2 separate regions of the Homo sapiens genome follow, and region 1 is linked to region 2. Evidence: chromatin contacts called from ENCODE Hi-C or POLR2A ChIA-PET data. All regions are on one chromosome and are shown on one strand. Each heading gives the region's core, a stretch centred on a gene start or an enhancer-like site at or near the end of the contact. The rest is flanking DNA. Distances are from core to core; before and after follow the strand shown.

Region 1 (4,170 bases), core at 1,361-3,860, 400 kb before region 2:
AACTGTGCATAAAGCCTGTCCTGTGACTTTAAGTTATATCTTATATAGGCACATTGTCACCTTTTATATTTAATGCTGTCATTATGCATGATGTGGGATCATGTAGGTGTGTGTCACAGAGATTTAGGATCGGTAGACACCTTTGTCACTTCTTCATACACTTCCTCACCCATTATTGAACAAAACATTGCCATTCACAGATCTCTTGACTTTACTCAGCACAGAGCATGCTATTTCTAATTTGTTCATCACCTTACCAGCAACCTGTCTACCTCTGTTTCACCTGACCAGAGCAACAGCTTAAGGTTAAAATCTATGGGGACTTTCACAGCATCTGTCTCTTGCTTTGGCCCCATCAGGCTCATCAAACTTCCCCACTGCAAACTTTTGTGTCACTATTAAGTTCAAAACGAGTGAACCAGCAAAATTACAAGCTCATGGACCTGTGGTCCTTCCCGGCCACTGGATGTTAATGATGGCTTTAAGTGATGCTATAGAATGATTATATTCAAATAATGTCAATATCTAATGAAGTCATGTTGTGCTACAAAGCAAGATTGGGACAACAATTTTAATAAATGCCTCAAAAGAAGATTATAGGGAGCCATGAAAGACAGGAAAACTCAACCTACTTTAGGGGGTCTCAAAAGCTTCTCTGAAGACAGGACATCCAATCTCAGACCTAGAGGATGAATGAGTTACCCAGTATGAAGAAAAAGAACATGTTAAGCTTCTAAAGTAAGAAGAAAAATGGAATGAGGAACTAATAGACTAGTAGGGATGAAGAGAGAGGGGGAAAGAACATTGAGCTAAAGCAAGAGAGGAACAGATGTGGCACATGACAATTAGGGAGTGGCAAGAGTAAAAGTGAAGAGAGAGTTTCGAGGCCATTATAATAATTGGGGCAGAAGTGATGTTGGCTTGGACTAGGATGGTGGCAGAAGAAAAGAGAGATGGACATTTAGAAATACACATAACACTGTTTGATGATCAATTGTATATGGTAAGTGAAGAAGAGGCATTTGTTTCCTACATTGTTGTAGGAAATAATGTATATGGTGGTCCATTTTCAAGACAAAGTGCTTTAAATAGGCTCGGGCCTGCAAACTATGGAAAAACAGGATACACTAGGCCCCTGCTTTAATAGCCAGTGCCTGTTTGTCATGGCCCCCTTAGTTACCCTCACCCGAACCAAAAAGTTTAGTCTAGAATGAAAGTGTACTAGCCTGCAAAACAGCTGCTTTATCTATTCTTATCAGCTTGCCTGACTACCTGGGTCATAACTCAAGTACTTGTAAAGTCACGGAGCTGACCATCATTGCAATGCATTATGGGCTGCAACAAAATGCAGCAAGACAACCCTAAAAAAAACACCTAAAAGCCCCAACCCAATGACCAATAGGCGACGTCCGGGAAGATTGTAACCCCATAGTACTCAGCCTGTGAGGAACGGGGAAGGGACTTGTGCACTAGGGGATAAATTGCTTGTTGTAACCGTACTGGGTGTGCCTGCCCATCAGACACCTGATCTTGTAAGACCATCATTAAAAGTCTCTGCTACTCTCTATATCTCTAAGTCCATTCCTTGGGTTTAGATGAGTGAGCGTGTTTCTCACGTTTCTGACCTACACACTTGGGTGGAGGGCAGCACCATTTACTGTGCTAGTGGTCATTAGGAGAAAATGGAGTTGCTGGGGATGGGAGGAGGAGATGAGTTTTAGGCTTAGTGAAATTGATATTCCTGTGAAGTATCCAAGCAGCGATGTTGAGTAAAGCACTGGCCTGGGGCTCAGATCCAAGATCTGGAGTGGGAATGCAAATTTTATGGTAATTAATTTAAAGACCTTATGTGAAGCCATCAGGAGAGATGAGGTTCCCTAGTGAGAACATATAGAAATAAATAATTTTTTTTCAATAAAGAGGGTCTCTGGCCAAGCCTTAAGGGGCTCCAGTACTTAAAAGTTGAGTAGAAGATTATGTGTTAGAAGAACTAGAAATAGTTTTCAAGGATAACTAGTGTGGTACTGTATCCCAAAAGCCAAGGAGATGCAGAGTAGCAAACAACGGAAGTCATCAGAATAGTCTAATAAGTCAGCACAGGGCGGTGGCTCACACCTGTAATCCCAGCACTTTGGGAGGCCAAGGCAGGTGGATCACTTGAGCTCAGAAGTTCAAGACCAGCCTGGCCAACATGATGAAACCCCGTCTCTAATAAAAGTACAAAAGAAATTAGCCGAGCATGGTGGTGCACACCTGTAGTCCCAGCTACTCTGGAGGCTGAGGCAGTAGAATCGCTCGAACCTGGGAGGCGAAGGTTGTAATGAGCAGAGATCACGCCACTGCACTCCAGCCTGGGCGATAGAGTGAGACTTGGTCTCAAAGAAGGAGGAGAAGAAAAAAAGAATAGCCTAATAAGTCAAATAAAAAAGGACTAAAAACATCTTTGTGATTTAGGGACATGGAGGTCCTCAGTGATCTTAGCCAGAGCATTTAGAGAGTGAATAGCATAAGTGTAGTTATTAGTGCTTGAGGGCTGAGGAAGCTCAGAGTGTAGATAACTCTTTTGAGTGGAGTGAGTAACTGTCCAGTGTTGCCTAAGACAGTGCTGGTTTGGCCTGTTGTCCTGGAGAAACAGCTCCCTCTTCGAGTCTCCAACGTCGCCTGGTTTGAATGATAAATTATACATCATCTATATGAAGGGTGAGGAAAGGGAGGCAGCTGGAGGAGAAATTGGCATCGCATAAAAATCCTGAGCACTGTGATACAGCAGGGTGGCGGCATGCAGCTGTGAGTGAACCCCCATTTGAAGGTGGAGAGCCCTAAGTACAATTTTTAGTTCTACCATTTATTGGCTGTGGGACCTTGGGCAGGTTTATTTAAGCTCTCTGAGGCTAAAAGGACTTAAATTTCAGGGTAGAGTAAGGATTTTGTGTCAAGTGCTGACATATCATGCTCAGCAAGCATGAGTTCCCTTCTTTTCGTTCCCTCTCACTTGTTATTTGGCCCATGTTGTAATGGTTCTGCATCATTTCCTTCCCCACCTTCTACCCCCCACTGCTCCCCTCTTCACCCTCAAGTATCTCACACCCTTTGTGACAGAGGAAGTTCTTATTTCTATGTTTCTAGTGAAGCACTCTGTGTGTGTTAACATGTCTCTCTCTAGAAAATAGTTGGTGACCTTGCCTCCCTGCTCCATTATCCTAGCTGGGAAAATGTACTGATGCCCAACTCATTCATGTCAGTACATTTCAGCTAGCACTGATTGTTGCCTGCACCCCATGCTAGAAATGCTGAGAAATTCCACTGAAGTGTATGATATGATTCTTTTTGTCAAGAGCAGTCTCTTTCAGAAAGACAAATACTGTTCATAACATTCTTGCTACTTCCATTCCCACTACTTCGGCAGCTCTCCACCATTTATGGAGCACTTAGATACTCTGGGCTAGGCCTCTAGCATATGTGACAGGAAAGTTTTTAGCTCGTGCAAGGTATTGTTATAATGATTCCATTTTACAAATGAGGAAAACTGAAGTTTTTGTTTTGTTTTGTTTTGTTTTTGAGACGGAGTCTCACTCTGTCACCAGGCTGGAGTGCAGTGGCACAATCTCGGCCCACTGCAACCTCTGCCTCCCTGGTTCAAGTGATTCTCCTGCCTCAGCCTCCCAAGTAGCTGGGACTACAGGCGCCTGCCACCACGCCCAGCTAATTTTTGTATGTTTAGTAGAGACGGGGTTTCACCATGTTGGCCAGGATGGTCTCAATCTCTTGACCTCATGATCCACCTGCCTCGGCCTCCCAAAGTGCTAGGATTACAGGCATGAGCCACCGCTCCCGGCTGAAAACTGAAGTTTTAAGAGGTTAGGCAAACTGCTCAGAATTGCACAGCTCATAAGTATCTAAACTGGAGTCTGAATTTTGATCCATTTGACACCGAAGCCCTTAACCTTTCCATTTCTCAATAGAACAAAAAACAAATGAAATGTCATCTCGACACTTTACAATTTAGACAATATGCCATTTATATAGATTGTTTAAAACTTTTCATTAGAAAACAAAACAAAATCAATTTATGAAAGGGTAGACTTGACTCTTATCATGGGTCCAGATAAATGGTTCACCATTAATAAAGTCAAAGTGTGCACTCACTGAGCCGACATTCAGTACTAGGAG
Region 2 (4,194 bases), core at 388-2,887:
TTTTCACCAACCTGATATTTCTGGACAATTGAAAATAAGAGTGCATCCATGCGTTTTCACTTGTTCTTAGGCTACTTCATCCAATAATATATTTGAGTAGTTCTGAACAGGAACACAAGTAAGGAGAATTTTTTTTTTTTTTTTTCTGATACAGGGTCTTGCTGTGTCACCCAGGATGGAGTGCAGTGGTGTGATCTTGGTTCACTGAAACCTCAACTTCTGTGGCTCAAGCCATCCTCCCACTTCAGCCTCCTGAGTAGCTGGGACTACAGATACATGCTACCATGCCCAGCTAATTTTTTAAAATTTTTTGAAGAGACAGAGTCTCGCCATGTTGCCTGGGCTGGCCTCAAACTCTCCGGCTCAAGCAATCCTTCCACCTCGGCTTCCCCAAATGTTGAGATTACAGGTGTGAGCCACCGAACATGGCCAGCAGGCAGCTTATAATCAGCCAATTCTAGGCCATGTTGTAAGGAAGTGGACCTGTCTTTGACAGCAGGGTCCTGGCACCCAAGTGGACACAGGTGGTGGTCCTGTAACAGTGGCTTGATTACGCTGTTTTGTGTGTCTAATCTGAACATAGGGAAGTATAAGATGTGTAAGCAGCTTTATCAAAGAGTTATAACAAGTTTTACTTTCCAGATATGAAATGCTGAATTTGTATAAATAAATTAAACCTTAATAGCACAGTCATTAGTATTCAGAAATTTAAGCTATAAGATCACTCTGGAGAAGCCCTCCTGTATCCATACTTGAATATAATGATTTACTTGTGTCTCTGTTTACCCTTAAACCACAAGCTCATCCAGGGAAAGGGTAATGTCTTATTCATTGCAGACATGCCAGCTGCCCTAGCATGTAGCTCGTATACAGGAGGTGCACAATGAATGCTTGCTGAGTGAATGAATTAATGAATGAATGAATGAATGAATGAATAATATTTTAACATTAACAGCTACCCAGTATTGGACTCTGTTGTATTCCTGGCACTGTGCTAAGGACTCCGTGTATGTTCGTACTTAATGCCCAGGCTTCTCAGCAGGTACTACCAAGGTCACTGTTAACACAAACAGCACCTTGCTGTGATTTAGAAAATTCACATCAGTCCTCTCTGGGATGATGAATTAGAAAAAGTTGCCTCTTCAGTGACAATGCAGCCCCGTAGTTGTGAGGCTTGGCGAATGTAGCTGGGGCTGAATTTCAGCCTCCACACACCTCGTTGGTTGCTTGCTGTGCGTATGGCACAGACTACATAATGGTACGTGTTGACTATGCTTACCGTTACTAACCTACTTTAGGCGGAAGAGACCTCCAAGGCTGGGAGAGGTTAAGTGGCGTGTGCAAGGCACATACCCACTACTTGTAGCTATGTAGGTTTGAGAGAGCAGCATGACTCTCATGACTTATGAGACCCCAGTGACTGCAGGACCTCCACCCTAATCACAGTCTAGCACTTAGGAAGGCATCACAGTTCATGGGTGTCGTAGTGACAGCATGGAACCATTTTCGGAGTCCTGCCCCACTGTTGCCTCACACAGGGTGTCACAGAGGGAGCTGGCTGTGACGTTCCAGCATCCCAGAGTCTCAATGATAATGATGGGGATTAATGGTGATCCTGATTTTTTCTCTAGCGCATTACAGCTAAGTGTTAGTCTATGAATGTAATATAACAGTGGTTTAAAATCAACAGATTGTAACAAAAGTCCCTCACAGGAGACAAAGCTGGTGCCGTGATCTCTATTGCATTAATGAGACAAATGAGGATAGGAAACATCATGTGGCTTCCCAGGGCTCCATGGCAGGGGCGTGGCAGGGGGGATTTGAGTCCAGGCTCCTACTCCAGTGCTGACCTTTCCCGTCACTTTCCTGCTGCCCAGTGTGAGCTCTATCCTGTCCAGGTCAGTCAGCTGCTGTTTCCTCCATCCAGCCAGTGACACCCAAACCTCACGGAGCATCGGAATTACCAGAAAAGCTTTTTAAAATACAGGCTGTGTTTTAAAATGTGTGAGTGTGTGGTGTGTGTGTGCGCTGCGGGGGGGTGGGGGGTGTAGGAGTGTGTGTGTATTTATTTCATAACAACCTTTCCAGGTGTTAGTTTACCGCCTGCCTGGCGCTGTCCTTCCATCAGTTATTGGAAATGGCTCTAAACTCTATTTCAGGCTCATGGCTTATGCCATGGAATGTTTTCCAGGTCAGATACCTTTATCTCTCTCTCTGCCTACCTAGATCCTGCCCACTTTTAAAGAGCTGGCTCAAGCCCTTCATGGTTTCCTTGCCAATTCCATTCTAGTGATGCCCACTCCCACCTCTTGAGGGTCTCTCCTTTTATGTCTTGGGGGTGAGAGGGCAGGAGGACCGGCCCTGACAAGGGTCCGCTGTGTGTCAGGCCCTGATTAAGGGTTTTTCCGTATGTCATCCTTCCATGACACTGAGGTCCCGATCATTACTTTAAAGATGAGGTAAGTGAAGGAGCTTGGCCAAGTTCAGTGCAGGTAGTGAAGTGCAGACTGGGGTCTCATCTGGCTTCAAGTTTCCCCCTTTTCCATCCACTCTGCTGAGTATTTCAATCTGGTCCTTGTCTCACCAGCAAGATTTCTTTTGTAGTAGAATAGAGAAACTTTGTCTTGCAATAAAAAAGTCTTTCACCCTCTGCTGTATAATCCACATAGTAAAATAACCTAATTGTTGAGGAAATACAAGAATGGATGCCTTCTCTTACTTCTCTTGCAAATCAGTGCCTAGCAAACTTCTAAAAGGTGAATTGTTGATAGATTATATGACTTATTTTTCTTCAAGCTTTTTAATATGACAAGGGAATTCCAGCCAGTATTTTTACCTCTTCTTTCTTTTCAGAGTCATGAAGTATTAGAGCACATGGATGTCTTATAGATGATCTTGTCCAAGTCATTCATTTTAGAAGAGCTGATGGAACTTCAGAGAGGTTAAATTCACCTGTTGCAGGTCACCTATCTCCTTAGTGACAAGTTTGAGATTACAGCCCAACTTCAAGTCACACTGACTCTTGTGATTATAAGTGAAATCATACTTGGCCACTCATTCCTGAGCAAGATGCCTGTTTCTGAAATTAGTCTCTAGAGTACCAACTTTTCAGGAGAAAAGATGGTACCTTACTTACCTTCAAGAGCAAAGCCTTTCCCATGTTTCATAAGTGTTTCTTGGCAGCCTAACTGACTCAGTGACTGATTAAAGGAAAGACTGAAGGACATGAAAGGCATTGACTTGCTCCCTCCTAAGTGAGTTCCTCCTCAGTTTACCTCTGATGACCCCAAACCCCACCTGTCCTGCCATGATCCCAACCTCAGGTGTTTGGTGCACCTGTCAGCTTTGTAGACTTGTGCCAGATAAACTCCTACCCTCCAGCCTCCTTCTAAGGTGCAATTGGAAATTTTCATTTTACAGCTAAAGGAACCTAATACTGCTGTTGTTATTGCATGTTGGAGGGAGGAGGGAAATGGAGAAGGCATAGTTGAAATTTATTTTTTATTTTATTTTTTGAGGCTGAGTCTCACTCTGTTGCCCAAGCTGGAGTGCAGTGGCATGATCTTGGCTCACTGCAACCTCCGCCTCCCAGGTTCAAGCTATTGTCATGCCTCAGCCTCCTGAGTAGCTGGGATTTGGTGCCCGCCACCAAGCCCAGCTAATTTTTGTATTTTTAGTAGAGATGGGGTTTCATCATGTTGGCCAGGCTTGTCTCGAACTCCTGACCTCAAAGGATCTGCCCATCTTGGCCTCCCAAAGTGCTGGGATTACAAGCTTGAGCCACCGTACCCAGCCAGCATAGCTGAAATTTAAAAATATGTTTGTCATCTGTTTAAAATGGAAATGTCCCTTTTGGCCACTTAAAATTATTATTATTATTATCATTATTATTATAGAGTTTAAGAAAAAAATGAATTTCTTGAGTAATTTCCCAAATTATATGATTTTATTTTTACGAAGATTGCAAGGTTCTCATTCACTTAATTTATTCAACAAATATTTCTTAAGGACCTACTATGCTAAACACTCACAGCACTGAGGATTCAGTGTTGAACACAACTGACAAAATCAGCAGCCTTACTGAGCTTCTATTCAAGTGGTGGAAACAATAATAACTATATGTAAGTGTTGTAATTAGCATATTATGAAGAAAAAACAAAAAATGTAGAGAAGCTGGAGACTGAAAGGGGGTGC

The links. A loop is a pair of places that touch in the nucleus more often than their neighbours do. ChIA-PET counts read pairs that join two places held with the same protein, here RNA polymerase II (POLR2A). Pooled maps may share reads with other maps.
Region 1: a map of cardiac septum shows a loop between it and region 2 (5-fold over the local background). The contact joins the enhancer-like site here to the promoter of LINC02344 in region 2. A Hi-C loop is called at or near these places in 3 of 168 maps with a recorded cell type or tissue (CD14-positive monocyte, IMR-90 and cardiac septum) and 5 of 50 pooled maps. POLR2A ChIA-PET finds 5 or more read pairs at or near these places in 1 of 52 experiments (naive thymus-derived CD4-positive, alpha-beta T cell).

What each region holds. Positions count from the first base shown.
Region 1 is chr13:33,729,236-33,733,405 of GRCh38, reverse strand. No RefSeq gene overlaps it. Among named protein-coding and RNA genes, the nearest start is that of RFC3, 87 kb to the left of the region's middle. Within about 2 kb of position 2,610, at least 4 of the 41 ENCODE cell types and tissues checked have a DNase peak (open chromatin) inside an H3K27ac peak, as active enhancers do; they include CD14-positive monocyte, where a contact is called at or near this core.
Region 2 is chr13:33,332,709-33,336,902 of GRCh38, reverse strand. LINC02344 (long intergenic non-protein coding RNA 2344) reads left to right here and starts at 1,637. Exons shown (of 2, transcript NR_146541.1): 1 at 1,637-1,898; 2 at 2,854-3,057. It overlaps LOC124903152 (a long non-coding RNA gene), which reads right to left and starts at 1,449. Exons shown (of 4, transcript XR_007063752.1): 1 at 1,290-1,449. It also overlaps a transcript of STARD13 not described here.